Linked DNA regions of Homo sapiens: all the other regions are linked to region 4. Evidence: chromatin contacts called from ENCODE Hi-C data. All regions are on one chromosome and are shown on one strand. The core of a region is the stretch at or near the end of the contact, and the rest is flanking DNA. Distances in the headings are between cores, read along the strand shown. Region 1 holds the start of RPS26 (ribosomal protein S26). Region 2 holds the start of ESYT1 (extended synaptotagmin 1). Region 3 holds the start of TIMELESS (timeless circadian regulator). Region 4 holds the start of OS9 (OS9 endoplasmic reticulum lectin). Region 5 holds the start of STAT2 (signal transducer and activator of transcription 2).

What was found. Hi-C counts contacts between places; a loop is a spot of excess contacts on that map. Pooled maps may share reads with other maps.
Region 1: a loop to region 4 is called in a pooled map, with 32 times the contacts of the local background. The contact joins the promoter of RPS26 here to the promoter of OS9 in region 4. A Hi-C loop is called at or near these places in 4 of 50 pooled maps.
Region 2: a loop to region 4 is called in a pooled map, with 14 times the contacts of the local background. The contact joins the promoter of ESYT1 here to the promoter of OS9 in region 4. A Hi-C loop is called at or near these places in 1 of 168 maps with a recorded cell type or tissue (ovary), 1 of 37 single-sample maps with no recorded cell type and 7 of 50 pooled maps.
Region 3: a pooled map shows a loop between it and region 4 (10-fold over the local background). The contact joins the promoter of TIMELESS here to the promoter of OS9 in region 4. A Hi-C loop is called at or near these places in 5 of 50 pooled maps.
Region 5: a pooled map shows a loop between it and region 4 (12-fold over the local background). The contact joins the promoter of STAT2 here to the promoter of OS9 in region 4. A Hi-C loop is called at or near these places in 6 of 50 pooled maps.

Annotation. Positions count from the first base shown.
Region 1 is chr12:56,040,668-56,043,367 of GRCh38, reverse strand. It overlaps RPS26 (ribosomal protein S26), which reads right to left and starts at 1,450. Exons shown (of 4, transcript NM_001029.5): 1 at 1,199-1,450; 2 at 766-943; 3 at 1-5. The coding sequence starts at 1,201. RefSeq lists enhancers at 762-1,021, 1,162-1,491, 940-1,729 and a silencer at 1,642-1,701.
Region 2 is chr12:56,126,911-56,129,610 of GRCh38, reverse strand. ESYT1 (extended synaptotagmin 1) reads right to left here and starts at 1,344. Exons shown (of 31, transcript NM_015292.3): 1 at 902-1,344. The coding sequence starts at 1,291. ZC3H10 (zinc finger CCCH-type containing 10) reads right to left here. Exons shown (of 3, transcript NM_032786.3): 3 at 2,097-2,700. RefSeq lists enhancers at 296-355, 536-635, 956-1,205, 1,011-1,672 and a silencer at 1,406-1,475.
Region 3 is chr12:56,448,128-56,450,858 of GRCh38, reverse strand. TIMELESS (timeless circadian regulator) reads left to right here and starts at 1,433. Exons shown (of 29, transcript NM_003920.5): 1 at 1,433-1,549. MIP (major intrinsic protein of lens fiber) reads left to right here. Exons shown (of 4, transcript NM_012064.4): 4 at 1-1,357. RefSeq lists enhancers at 1,690-1,779, 1,890-2,009, 2,032-2,552.
Region 4 is chr12:57,692,808-57,695,507 of GRCh38, reverse strand. It overlaps OS9 (OS9 endoplasmic reticulum lectin), which reads right to left and starts at 1,376. Exons shown (of 15, transcript NM_006812.4): 1 at 1,185-1,376; 2 at 582-758. The coding sequence starts at 1,346. RefSeq lists enhancers at 1,136-1,185, 1,173-1,747.
Region 5 is chr12:56,358,807-56,361,506 of GRCh38, reverse strand. STAT2 (signal transducer and activator of transcription 2) reads left to right here and starts at 1,400. Exons shown (of 24, transcript NM_005419.4): 1 at 1,400-1,449. It overlaps APOF (apolipoprotein F), which reads left to right. Exons shown (of 2, transcript NM_001638.4): 2 at 1-939. The coding sequence ends at 282. RefSeq lists enhancers at 918-1,007, 1,078-1,257, 2,333-2,502, 2,334-2,533.

The sequences.
Region 1 (2,700 bases), core at 201-2,700, 1.7 Mb after region 4:
ATAGGCTAAGGAATAGAAAATAGAGTTATACTGGTATTATATACCTACCTTGCTTTTTTGTTACATGAATGAAGAGCACCTTACATGTTTACGTCAATTAAAACTAAACCTATTTAAATGCCTGTCGGGCACATAAAAGCACCCCCAAAGCACCTGTTCAGCCCAATACCTGAGCACATATGTATAACCCTCAGTTTTACAAGTGAATTAACATCCCACGTGAGTTCATCTTGACACCGCAAGGACCAGACTGACATTCTAAATGCAATAAACCAATAATCCAGTTCCTTCTACACCTACACCCGCCCTAATGCCTACCCTGAACCTTGCTCTTTCTATAAAAGGAAAAAAACAAAGCGACGTTCTTATTGCTCCAAACATCATCCTTGCACACCAAACTAGACGGCCTCCATTCTCGAAACGTTGAAGACATTCTTCCTCACCTGTATATTTTCACAAATATTCAAATAATCAATAGCACAAGAATTGTCAAATTTACCAAGTTTCTAGTTTTTGCAATCTCATAACCGAAACAGGCAAACCTTTACCTCAGAGTAAAGGCTGTGCACTCTATCACAAAGTCACCCTCTGCCCAGAAAAGAATCAAAACGGCAAACAAGAGAATTCTCTTCTACCAGTAACAACCTTAAATACGTGGAAATTGCCTGAGAGGCTCCAAAGAACAGAGCCTCCAAAAGGGCGAAGTTGGGCGAAGGCTTTAAGATACTGGGATCCTCACACAGTTCGCGCCGGTGACCCACTTACCATCGAAGACGCTCGCTTCAGAAATGTCCCTGACTGCTGCGGCCTCCACTATGTTTCGAATGACGAATTTCTTAATGGCCTTGTCCTTGGGCACGCATCGGGCACAGTTAGTGCAGCGAATAGGCTGCACGTGGCCGCGGCCCTTTTTGGCACGACCATTGTTCCTTCTTTTCTTTGTCTGCGACAGGATGGGAAAACTGTTAGGAAAACGGCGCAACTCACCCAGCCTCAGTCCCTTTCCGGCCACAAGCCGCACCGGCAGCCTCCAGGAAGGCGCCGCTCGGATCTCCTGTTTCTCCGCAAATCCCGCCGACCCCCAGAGCAAATGAAATGTACACTCGGTCCACCCCTCAGCCGTGCTCCAGGCTCTCACTTCCCCACAATCCCAGAGTCTGCACCCGAACCCCCACCCTCACCACGCAAGAAGACTCACCATCTTGGAGGCACGGACCGGAGAGAGGAGACGGTGCCTGGCAGGGCCCTCCTATATAGCATGAGATCCCTACGCGGACACCGGGAGAATCCTTAGGAGACGGGCTTCAAGAACGGCAACTCACTTTACTCAAATATTCCTTTACATTCAGCATTTCTGCTGAAATCTAGGGTGGAAATGCGTTCCTAGTGTTTATTTATCCATGGAACAAAGTGCACATGGGACTATTTAGCCGGATGGCGGAAGAAAATCGAGGTTATGTGTCTCCCAGCAAGCCTTGCGCCGCGCCGACTCGGAAGCAATTCTGGACGATGCAGTTTTCCGGTATACGCGACGCTAGGCGTGAAAGTTGCCAGACGCTGGACCACAAGGCGCACTCGTTATTAGAGGCCAGAGAGGGACAGATGCTTGGTGGGAATTGTAGTGCGAAGCCAAGAGGCTCCCCCCTCCCCCCCTTCCCCCCTGCCCCAAGTGCTTAGACCGAAGGCGGCGCTGCGCCACCGGGGGACGCCCTGGGCTCATTTCTCTGACAGTCCTTCTACTAGGTAGGTGTAGGATTACGAAGAGGAAGGCCTGAGAGGAAACAAGCATTTTGTGAATCCCTCCTTCCAATATGGAGAAAATCCCACAATGAAGTGCATTGAGGCTGGGGCTATTTCTCATTCATCTTTTTATCTCTGGCACAGTGCCTGGCCCTGTGGTAAGCGTCTTTATAAATATTAACTCATTTAACTTTGAGCAAGCCTATAGGTAGCTACTATTATTATCCTCACTTTAAAGATTGAAGAATTTAGCCCGGCCTGGTGGTGGGCGCCTGTAATCCCAGGTACTCAGGAGGCTAAGACAGGAGAATCTTGAACCTGGGAGGCGGAGTTTCCAGTGAGCCGAGATCGCGCCACTGCACTCTAGCCTGGGTAAAAAGATCGAAACTCTGTCTCAAAAATAAATAAATCAATTAAAAAAAAAGATTGAAGAACTGACGTGCAGTAGGTATTCTGGCTCCGCTGTACTATGCTGTATGTCACCTAACAAATGGATGGAGGAATAGCCTGGACTAATGACTTAAACGTTTTTCACCCAGATTCATAGCACGAATACATTTTACATTGGTACCCAGTACACACACAAACACGATTACATGCACATGCAAAACTGAAACACAAGCTTTATGAAACGATACTTACCCTTGTCATAGGTGTGCTGGTATGTTCTATTCTTTATTTTTACTTAATCTTTCTGTTCTCTATTTTAATAAATGCTGATCAAAAACCACGAAAATTATTTCACCACTCATTAGTGAATCTGACCCCTAATTGAAAGATTATGTGTAAGCTCCATTTACCTCTGAAGAGCCATCGGAAAGACTTAAGCCTTAGGCTGGGTGCAGTGGCTCACGCCTGTAATCCCAACACTTTGGGAGGCCAAGGCAGGCGGATCACCTGAGGTCAGGAGTTCAAGACCAGCCTAGTCAACATAGTGACACCCCACCTCTACTAAAAATA
Region 2 (2,700 bases), core at 95-2,594, 1.6 Mb after region 4:
CCCTTTCCAGTCCAGGGCCTGGGAAGCTTGGCTGTGTCTGTCTAGTGTCAATTTTGATTCCTCTCTGCTGCCATTCTCCCCCTAGACTGGCACCTCTGCTGGGAGGGGCCGGGTAACCGGCTTCGCCTCTGCAAGACTAGAGAGAAGGCATCCGCCTCAGCACAGGAGACGCGGCCGCCGCAGAAATAAGGGTCTCTGCCCCAACGGAACAAGCGCAGCCCACAGTCCGGAAAAGGGTGTGGCCGGCCGAGGAGTGCGGGGGAGTGTGCGCCGCGGGCACTGCAGCAGCCGCACCACCTCCTCCCGTAGCCCTCCCTCCGTCCAGCAGCCGCCTCTGCCGCGCTGCAGTCTGGCGGCTGGAGGCTTGAAGGTGGCTGCCCGAGGGTCGTCCAGGGGCCGGGGCTGGGTCCTAGCGGGTACCCGGGGATAAAAGCGAGAAAAGAGAGAACCGTATGGCTTTAAGTAGGTAAAAAGTCTCGAGGAGGATGGGAAAGACTAGGGAAACCTTTGAGAGGTAACGGGACCAGGATTTCCAGGAGCAGCAAAGCCGCGAGTGGCACCAAAAGCAAGAGGGACGTTCAAGATGGCTTGGCTAGGAGGGAGAGCTTCGGCTGAGACGGGGTCCCCAGATGTTATTACTGCTGTTGCCCAAGTAGAGGAAGAAGTCCTGATTCTGTGGAAGGATCCAGTCTGGGCATGCGAAAGGGTGGGTGGGGAGAGTGAGCAGTCGGTTCCAAGAGTGGCGCGTCCAGCAGGCAGGCGGCTAGCGGGGAGAGAGGGGAAAGTCTGGGGCCCACTGTCCCAAGGCAGGGAGCTGACTCTAGGCATAAGGAGGAAAAGCCCCAGATGGAAGGGGTGGAAGGGGGCTATGCTGCACAGAGGACCGAGGGTGGTCGCTCACCCAGGCAGGTAGCTCTCGATGACTCATATAGAGAGTTTTCGCAGTGAGCTGCTCCTCGTCGTCCAGTAGCTGCCTCGCTGCTCGAAGGCTCCGTTCTTTCTCGTCGCGGACCCGGCGCCAGCCCAGGTAGAGGGCGAGGCCGAAGAGCACGAAACCCACGCTGAGTCCCACTGCCCCGGCCAAATACACAGGTATCAGCACCAGCAACCGCCTCCCGAATGAAGTCAGCACCGCCAGGGCCTCACCCGCCGCGCCAGGGCCAGCAGGTTGGCCCCCAGAACCTGGGTCTGGCTTTGCGTGAGCAGCGGGGGGCTGGTCAGTGGGGTCGGAGGGAGCAGAGGGCTGGTCCATGGGGCTGGGGCTGGGGCCCTCTCCTGGAGATCGCTCCATTGTGCCACCTCTGGGAGGATCCGCCCGACCCAGGGACTGGCTGGAGGTTGCCTAGTCTTGCGATCAGCTCCCCCAGGCAAAACGTGATCCCCGGGATGGAGGAGGGGACTTCAAGCCACGCCCCTCCTTTCTGGCGATTTGGGTTGGTCCGCGCTGCACAGACCAAGGTGGAGTTAAAAGGTTGAAACTCCACCCCTCTTCCGCGGGGAACGGACCGGGTTTCGGATAGGTAGGGCCTCCCTGATTGGGCCCGAAGGCCAAGATGGGAGGTCTGAGATGGCGGGAAAAGGAAGAAAGGGGCTCAGGGGCGGCATTCGATTGGTAATAAAGAGGAGGAGGCGTGGCGCACCATTTCAGGAGAGGCGGGACCAAGAGCTCCCCCACGTGGGATTGGAGTGCCTGTGGTATGACGTCATGCAGAGCTGCACCGCCAATTTCTTGGTTTTGGAGAAAGCCCAAGTTGCGAAGTTGAGGGGTTGTGGAGCTTCAGGATTTCCCTCTACTCATTCGGTTTGGCAGGATTTGGTCTGGGATATATATATATGTTCTTTTGCCGACTTTCTCTAGTTTTCATACTCTAAGCACATTCCTTATCCTTCAACTTTTTCCTGCCTGCCCTTACAAAAGGAAAGGATACGATCGTATTTGGAATGAAAGTGTTTGAAAACTAACCCCGTCTATCCCGTCCCTAATCCCCTACCTTCTTTGTGTGGTGTAACGACTGACCCTGGAGAAAACTGGAGAGTCAGAGAATTACAGAGTTGAGATAATCCAGCCTTCAGGGAAAGGGGGAAAAAAAGCAGAGTGAATAGAAAGTGAGGCTTTATTTCTTTTTGGAAATTTCCAAGAGTTAGTAAGTCATCTCTATCTTAGAGGATGGATGTAAGACTAGTTGGCTCCAAAAGGGAGGGAGGCAGCGCAAATTATTACATTTTCCAATAATTTTCTGACCCTGAAGAACTTCTAGGACACTAAAATGAGGGATCAAGAGTAAGGGAAAGACAATTCCTTTTCACATTTGCCTGAGTTAGAAGGAAGGTTTGCCATACAGTCAGGTGCAGAACTAGTGCAGTCCCACAGTGTACGGTGTAGGTTTAGGAAGGAAAAAGTGCAGGGTACACCGATGACTATTGTTACTAGTTAACTGGCGTTAGAGGTGGAGTGTTGTCCTAGGATCTAGGAACTAGACTAATTGGAAGTTGATGAGGGAAGTGTTGGTCATAAGATGATTACCTTTTAATGCAGTATATATGGGGCATATTATGTAAATCTGTCAGATGCAGCAGAAGAACTGGGGTTGATCACTGGGAAGAAACTAGCCATTTCTTAGAGGAAGTGTCTTACAGGATGAGGCCTGCAGCTGATAAATTTTATCTGGTTCTGCAGGGCATAGATTTCATCAGCCTGTG
Region 3 (2,731 bases), core at 184-2,683, 1.2 Mb after region 4:
ATTTCTGAGGGAACAGAGAAGCAGGGAGTTACTCCTCACACGAGGCAGATGGAGAGAAGTGGAGGAGACAAGGCTTCCAAGGGTTAGGAGAAGGGACTCAAGGGAGGTGGGTGGTGAAAACGGAGTATTAGCCCCAGATCAGGATGTAGGTGTACCGAAGAATTGGGGGGAAGTTAATGGGAATATATAGCCTACTTATCTTAGGGATGCTTGCCCCAGGGACTTGGGTGGGGAAGTAGCTCTGAGAAAAGTGAACACTAGGATTTAGCTGTTCTGTAAAGCCACGTAAACCTGTCTACATCCGCTGGCTGGTTGTGTTCATTCTGACATAATGGATCTCTTCAGAGGTCCTGGGCCAAAGAGCTTCCAACCTAAATAGAGCTTGGGCAAGCCTAGAATCTAGAAAAATTAAGCAGCTTAACTGGTCAGCCTGACATCCACTGTTGTGGCTGCCTGGCAGATGGTATTTAAGCCCCACAATTGTTCCCTAAGGCCAACACAGGAAATCTGATTCCTGGAGCAAATAAATGAACGGGTGGTAGTAGGGGGCATGAGGGGAGAGGCTTTGACTCTGTTCTAATTTATTTAGAGCAAATCAAAACACTCCTCAAATGGCATCTTTCTGCTTTTATCACTAGTTCCGTGTTTTTTTTCTTGTTTTGTGTCTGTGTATTTTCATTTCTCTGTCATCCGTCCTTTCATCTTGAAGCAAATCTCTTCTAACTCCCTCATACCCCAGAAATTGATTCCTTCTATTCAAATGCTTAATAATTCAGGAGATTATTATTTGTTTGAGCCCTATCTTCTTTTTTTTTTTGAGAGGGGGTCTTACTATGTTGACCAGGTTGGAGTGCAATGGATATTCACAGGCACGATCATCGCACACTACAGTCTAGAAATCCTGGGCTCAAGCGATCTTCCTGCTTCAGCCTCCCCAGTAGCTGGGATTACAGGGGGCCAGAGCACAGCCCTATTTTCTTTTCCTTTTGGCAAGATCATCTCAGCAGAGGCCAGAAGAGACCCTCAACTGTTCAATGAATATTTACGGTTGCTTTCTTCCTTTTATGAGCCTCTTGCATACTTTGAAAGCTTTAAATTTATACCTATAATACAACGGACATCCCCTATCCCAGAAGACCATTCCTCCCTGTACTTCAGCTCTTTACTTCCTCCCAAATAAAACCTAACTTTTCTAACTAACTATTTAAGACTTGGAATAGTCCGCTTGACTAGAAGAAGGGGAAGAATGTTTGTAAATTCACCTCTAATCGGACTTTGATTCTACTATAATTCAGCAGAAAATTCATAGCGCTGTGATTTTTAGATCGACCTCACATAAAACAGTCCCTGCACTCGCTTCCCTTTTCCTTCCTTCTTCACCAATCTCCGCCCCAGTTCGCTCGGAGTCACGTGGACCAGCCCGGCTCGCCCCGCCTCGCTCTTCGCGCAGGCGGGGACCGGTCCAGCTGAGCCTGGTGGCGGAAAGGCTGCGGCCCCGCGCCAGAGGGCCGGTGGCTCCTCCGGGCTTCTGAGGACCCGCAGGGAGCGGGTGAGTGAGTGTGTGGCGAGAGGGCGCTAAGCGGACACGGGGATCCTTTCGAAGCTATGGGGGCATTCTCGGGAAACGCTGAGTCCCTTTTCCCGCCACCCGGTTTAGAGCCAGGGGGCGGGGCTCGTGCTGCAGGCGCGCACGCGCAATTCTGTACTCTGCTCCTTAGTCTCCCGCGCCGCGTTCCCGGGTCTCACCGGACGCGGGCTTAGCCCTACGCTGCTCCGCACAGCTTGGGTCTCCCGCGGGATGGGGTTGTGATGGAAAGGGGCTTGGAATTCCTGAATTAGAACAGAAAGTGCCTGAGGGAGTTCCACTTCGGAGCTTAGCATCTAGTTGAGACCTCCTGAAAAAAACCGGTGTGTGGCCTGGCGGTCAGCAGTGGTCGGAATTCACAGGCCGCTTTACTTATATCGTGGGTTTTATGGAACGGATTTCTCACTCCCTCCCTTCGTTGCCTTGTTCGGGTTTGTCACCTGGACCTCAGCCGCTAATGAAGCTTTTTTCCTTGAGCCTCTCAATTCTTTGCCATTCGTGCTTCGACTAGTACTTTCAATTTTTTATTTATTTTATTTTATTTTGAGACGGAGTCTCGTTCTGTCGCCCAGGATGGAGTGCAGTGGCGCCATCTCGGCTCACTGCAACCTCCGCCTCCCGGGTTCAAGCGATTCTCTTGCCTCAGCTTCCTGAGTAGCTGGGATTACAGGCGCGCGCCACCATGCCCGGCTAATTTTTGTATTTTTTTTAGTAGAGATGGGGGTTTCACCTTATTGGTCAGGATGATCTCAAACTCCTGACTTCGTGATCCGCCCGCCTCGGCCTCCCAAAGTGCTGGGATTATAGGCGTGAGCCACCGCGCCTGGCCTGTTTGTTTTTTTTGGTTGTTTTGTTTTGTTTTGTTTTTGAGATGGAGTCTGGCTCTGTCGCCCAGGCTGGAGTGCAGTGGTCCGATCTCGGCTCACTGCAACCTCCGCCTCCCCAGTTCAAGCGATTCTCCTGCCTCAGCCTCCCCAGGAGCTGGGATTACAGCTGCCCGCCACCACGCCCGGCTAATTTTTGTATTTTTAGTAGAGATGGGGTTTCACCATGTTGGCCAGGCCGGTCTCGAACTCCTGACCTCAAATGATCCGCCCGCGTCGGCCTCCCACAGTGCTGGGATTACGGGTGTGAGCCACCACACCC
Region 4 (2,700 bases), core at 127-2,626:
CATAAAGATAAGAAATTATGGTATCCCTGAAGCAATTATATTAGGGAAACATAGAAGAACCCAAAATTAAATATTAATTGAACTTCTTGAACATTCCTGGCACTGTTCTGGCCACTGGGAATACAACTGTGAACAAGATTAATTCTTTGACCTCATGGAGTTTACACTCTAATGCGGGGAATCAGACCGAAAATAAACAAACTGATTCAGTAAATATGATTTCAGATCATGAAAAGTGCTACGATGAAAATAAAACAGGATACTGGAGCAGAGTGATAGGGCAGGGGGTGACTTTAGCAAGTAGGCTTAAGGAAGTACTCCTCCTACCCCACGCAGACCCTCAATCTTGCTTTAGCCCTTTTCTGAGATCTTCTATCCTAACCTGCTCCTACGTTCAGCAAAGTGTCATCAGTGGTTGCAGGATTCTTTGCTTCTTTCCTGTCCGTGTAATCTGTCTACTCCTCCAGTGGTCTTCTTAACCACTACAGGTCCCCTAGATCCTGCCTCATTCAGTGGACTCCAGTTCTTGGATGAACTGCTAGTTTCCAAGCCCTCATTCTATCTAACCCAGTCCCTTTCACCTTCAGCAAGCAGGGAGCATCTCTCATTGGGCTCAACAACTCAGGGATCCCAGGCCCTTGGTAAGCAGGTGTTTCCTCCTCCCTTTCACGCTGGAAGTGAATAGCTCCAGCTGGCAGGCGACACTCATAGCGCTGTTTGTACTTAGAGGAGACAATCACCACGTCCGAAGATTGGCTCTGGGAAAGAAGGGAGGGTCGGGGGGCAAGGAAGCAAAGAAAGGCTGGGATCAGGGAGAACAACGAAATCCCTCTTCAAACCCTGGGGAAGAGATCAGTCGAAGACAGAATAAGCCATAAGCCCTCCAGCTGTATTTAGTGGGTGAGAGGAGAGGGCGCTCCCATTTCTCCACGGGGGCGGAGTCCGGGTGTTTCGATCATAAACTGAGACCTGAAGGTTGACAGCGGGAAGCCCCACCTCTCCCAATTCCTGGCCCCCAGAGAATTGGTCTCAGTCTGCGACCCCCAGGGGTCACCGTAAAAGCAATACCTACTCTTCCCGATTCCCCGTAGGCTCCAGCCCCAGACTCCGGAGCTGCCCTTCTTCCTCTATCTCTTACCCGCTTCCTCTTCTGCCCAGACCCTCGCCCCTTATACGCCTCTCACCTGCCCTCCCATGACAGGCAACGGCAGGATCTCGATCCCATAACGCATCTCACTCAGCTCCTCCAGGTTCAGGCTCCCGACACCGCCGGTCAGACTTGCGGGTAACAGGAGTCCCAGAAGCAGCAGTCCTAACAAACTGGACAGCAGCGTTTCCGCCGCCATCTTTCGTTCCCCTTCTTATGCAGAGAATCTGTTTCCGCCCTAAGCCAGGCAGCGGCCTCAACACGCCCATCGGCGCCACATGATTTTATTGGCTGTACGTTCTATCCCTCCCACGTACCCTATTCCTATTTGTAAACGTGGCTCCAAGGTCCTGGGGAGGTGGATCACGACGATTAGAAATATCAATCGCTGTCCGTGATTGGTCAGAGACCAGCCAATCATCGACAAGATCAAACCCCTCCTCGTTCCCCAATTTCAGAGGCGTGGTCTATGCGCTTGGTCCTTTTAAGTTTGCCCTCTGTCTTCGCCCAGCTGTCATGCGCATCTCATTGCTTTTTCAGACGTCTCTTGCATTATATCCTGCCCACCGCCGGGCGGAGTATTGAGGCAGATAGGTAGCGTGCGCAGTGCCGGTGAAAGTTATTAAATGCTTGTTGCAAAACAAACAATTATTATACGGACGCTTACCTCTTTTCATATATACATATTGCTTTGAGGCAATCAGAAAATTTGTGTCAAAACCTTCCTATACGATCCTGCAGTTGACCTCCAGTAAAATGACCTCCAGTAAAAATCCTAGAGAAATAATGCGGGCAGCCAGACGTGGTGGCACGCACCTGTGGTATCAGCTACTCCGGAGGCTGAGGCAGGAGGATCTCCTGAGCCCAGGAGTTCAAGTGCAGCCTGCGCAACACAGCGAAACCCCGTCTCAAATAAGTACGTACATACATACATACATACATACATACATACATACATACATACATGCATACATGGGCTTCCAGTTAAGGTGAAATTATGTATTACTCTCCAGGCCGTAAGAAAGGGAAAGGAGACAACAACAGCAACATTTTGGAAGCTGGAAATCAAACAGAAGAATGTTAACTGGTTTAGCAAACTTGAGAATATTTATTACGAAACAAAGGTAAACAAGAGGCTGATTATACCTTTGGAAAACCCTCTCTGGGGAATCTCACCAGCCAAAACGAAAAATCCCAAAGATACCCTTATCAGAGTTCTCTTAATGATATAGATAACTAGAATGAATTCCACATGTAACACTTTGGCCTACGTGCCCCAGCCCTCATTCCACTTTCCAATCAGCTTTTTAGTGTTCTTACTCTTCAAAATAAATAGCCAGAGATCATTAGACATTTAAGGAAGGACTTTAATATACAAGTAAGAAACAAACAAGAAGGGAAAAGCAAATGAGAGGAAACATAAATTGCAAGGGAGGGGAAAAAACACTAAAAATAAAAAATTTAAAAATAGGCCGGGCACGGTGGCTTACGCCTGTAATCCCAAAACTGTGGGAGTCCGAGACGGGCGGATCACTTGAGGTCAGGAGCTCAAG
Region 5 (2,700 bases), core at 151-2,650, 1.3 Mb after region 4:
GGGGGGCCTATGGGTCTAGCGATCAGTGCTGCACTTAAACCTGCATTAAGGTCTGGGGTTCAGCAGTTGATCCAGTATTACCAAGATCAGAAAGACGCAAACATCTCTCAGCCGGAGACCACCAAGGAGGGTTTGAGGGCCATCTCAGATGTGAGTGACTTGGAAGAAACAACTACTCTGGCTTCTTTCATATCAGAAGTAGTAAGTTCAGCTCCCTACTGGGGGTGGGCCATAATCAAGAGCTATGACTTAGATCCTGGGGCTGGGAGTCTTGAGATATAAAAGAATGTGGTAACCACAGAATTAATAACTGTACTACCCTGACAAGCTATATACATGTCTTCAAAATTTTAATCTGATTTATCCAGGAGGAAGGCTGTACAGTAAAACGTAAGAACGTAAATGTTTGGGTGTTGAAGTCACAGGGTTTGGTTTCGAATCTAGGCTCCACTTGTTAGAGCCTCGGTGATCACTGAATAGTAACTTCTTTCTTGAACTAAGATCAGTTTTGAAGTTTCTAAAGGAGATAGAATGATTTTAACCTCAATGAGTTGCCCTGTAAATTTAAAATGATACAATGAATCTAAAATGCTTATCACAGTACTTTCAATAAATAGCTATTAGCCAGGTGCGGTGGCTCACGCCTGTAATCCCAGCACTGTGAGAGGCTGAGGCGGGATGATCACCTGAGGTCAGGAGTTCAAGATCAGCCTGGGCAACATGGCGAAACCCCGTCTCTACAATAAATACAAAAAATTATCCTGGCGGAGTTATGCACGCTTGTAGTCCCAACTACCTGGGAGGCTGAGGCGGGAGAATCACCTGAGCCTGGGAGGTCGAGGCTGCAGCGAGCCGAGATCGCGCCGCTGCATTCCAGCCTGGGTGACAGAGCGAGACCATGTCTCAAAAAATAAAAATAAAAAAAAATTGTTTTCATTACCTCAGCCCTCCTCTTCCTATCCCAAGGCGTCGAAATTCCGGTCCCACCCCTTCCCATGGAGCCCTTGGCGTCTCCAGGCTCCTCAAGCTAGTTTCGGTTCCGGGGCTCACGCGCGGGTTCTCGAAAATCAGCTGTTTCAGTCTTGGGCTAGTCCACTAATTGGACTCCTCCCCTCGTAGAAAGTGCCTACTTGAACTTCTCCACCAATCGCTGAAGCTGCAGGTGTGGTTTCGGCTCAGCTTGTCCCGCCCTGCGGAGGGGCGGAGTTGCGGCGGCGCCAGTGAGCTCGCAGTCTGGGAAGGGCTTGACTGAATGGCAGCCAGTGTCGGGGTGGCGGCTGGGAATGGGGGCCGCTCCGGACTTCCGCTGCCAACTACAAGGGGGCGGGTCCGAGGGGGGTTAGCCGAAGTTGTAGGCGGGGCGCGAGGTTCTAGTACCCGAGCTCATACTAGGGACGGGAAGTCGCGACCAGAGCCATTGGAGGGCGCGGGGACTGCAACCCTAATCAGGTACGGGCCCTGAGAGGGTGTGCTGGGGTAGGGGTGGGGGTGAGAGTGAGAGTTCCTCCGAGGGAAGGGCGACTGGCCCCAGGGGTTACCCCCTGGAGAGGGTAGCTTCGGTCCCCAGATTGAAATAGGAGCTGTCGCCTGCTCGGTCCTCGATCTTCTTCTGTCCAGCCTATCTCCCTAACCCTAATGCCCCTCTCCCAAAACTGCCCTGCAGCTTCCGAGACCCGGAATCTGGCATTGTTATGTTGGTTCGGTATCTGACGTTTTTCCCTCTGCTCTGCATTATTTTTTATCTTCACCAAAAAACGATGTTCAAAGATAGATAAATCTAAAAACAAAGATAGATAAATCTATTATCCTTGTTTTGTTAAAAAGTATAAGCTACTGAAAGATGAAACGATTGCCTAAGGTCACACACAAAATTCAGTTCATTTCAGAAAAGCTTCTTGAGTGCAAAATATGTGCCTAAGAATGAGAGATAATGAGAAAAAATTGTTTCAGCCCTTAACCTCAGTGTTTGCAATCCATTTGGGGAGACCAGGTTTTTTGTTTTGTTTTCATATTTGAATCTTTGCTGACTTGCTCCTTTAATATCAGACACTTAAATCCTCAAGAATTGGGACCTCATCATTAATTTTTTTTTGGAGATGGAATCTCACTATGTTGCTCAAGCTTGGTCTCAAACTCCTGGGCTCAAGCCATCCTCTCGTCTTGTGGGCCTCACAAAGTGCTGGGATTACAGGCATGAGCCATCATGCCTGGCCACCTGATCATTTTTTTAACTTTTTTTTGGTATCATAAAAGCAATACAGATACATAGTTTTAAAAATCAAGCACTACTAAAAGAGTTAAAATGAAAATAGCCCCTGCCCAATCCCTCCCTTCCCTTGTTCCTGCTGGAGGTAGAAAGGCAGCTGATGTTATTCATGTTAGTAGAAGACTCTCCCACCCCAAGCATTTCTCTTTATTTTGTAATAAAATCATGTGACCTTTTTAGACCACAAATATGCATGAATTCTGTTCTGTTAGGCTCAGGCTGCAACAAGCATAAGTTTCAGTTTCCTAAATAGACACCAGCTGGCAGTGAGCAGGGAACAGTGGGGAGAAAGATGCATGGGACAGCCTGCTTGGTGACAGGCAAAAACCAATTTGTTGTTCTTTTGAGACAGAGTCTTGCTTTGTCACCCAGGCTGGAGTGTAGTGATGTGATCTCTGCTTACTGCAACCCCTGCCTCCTGGGTACAAGCCATT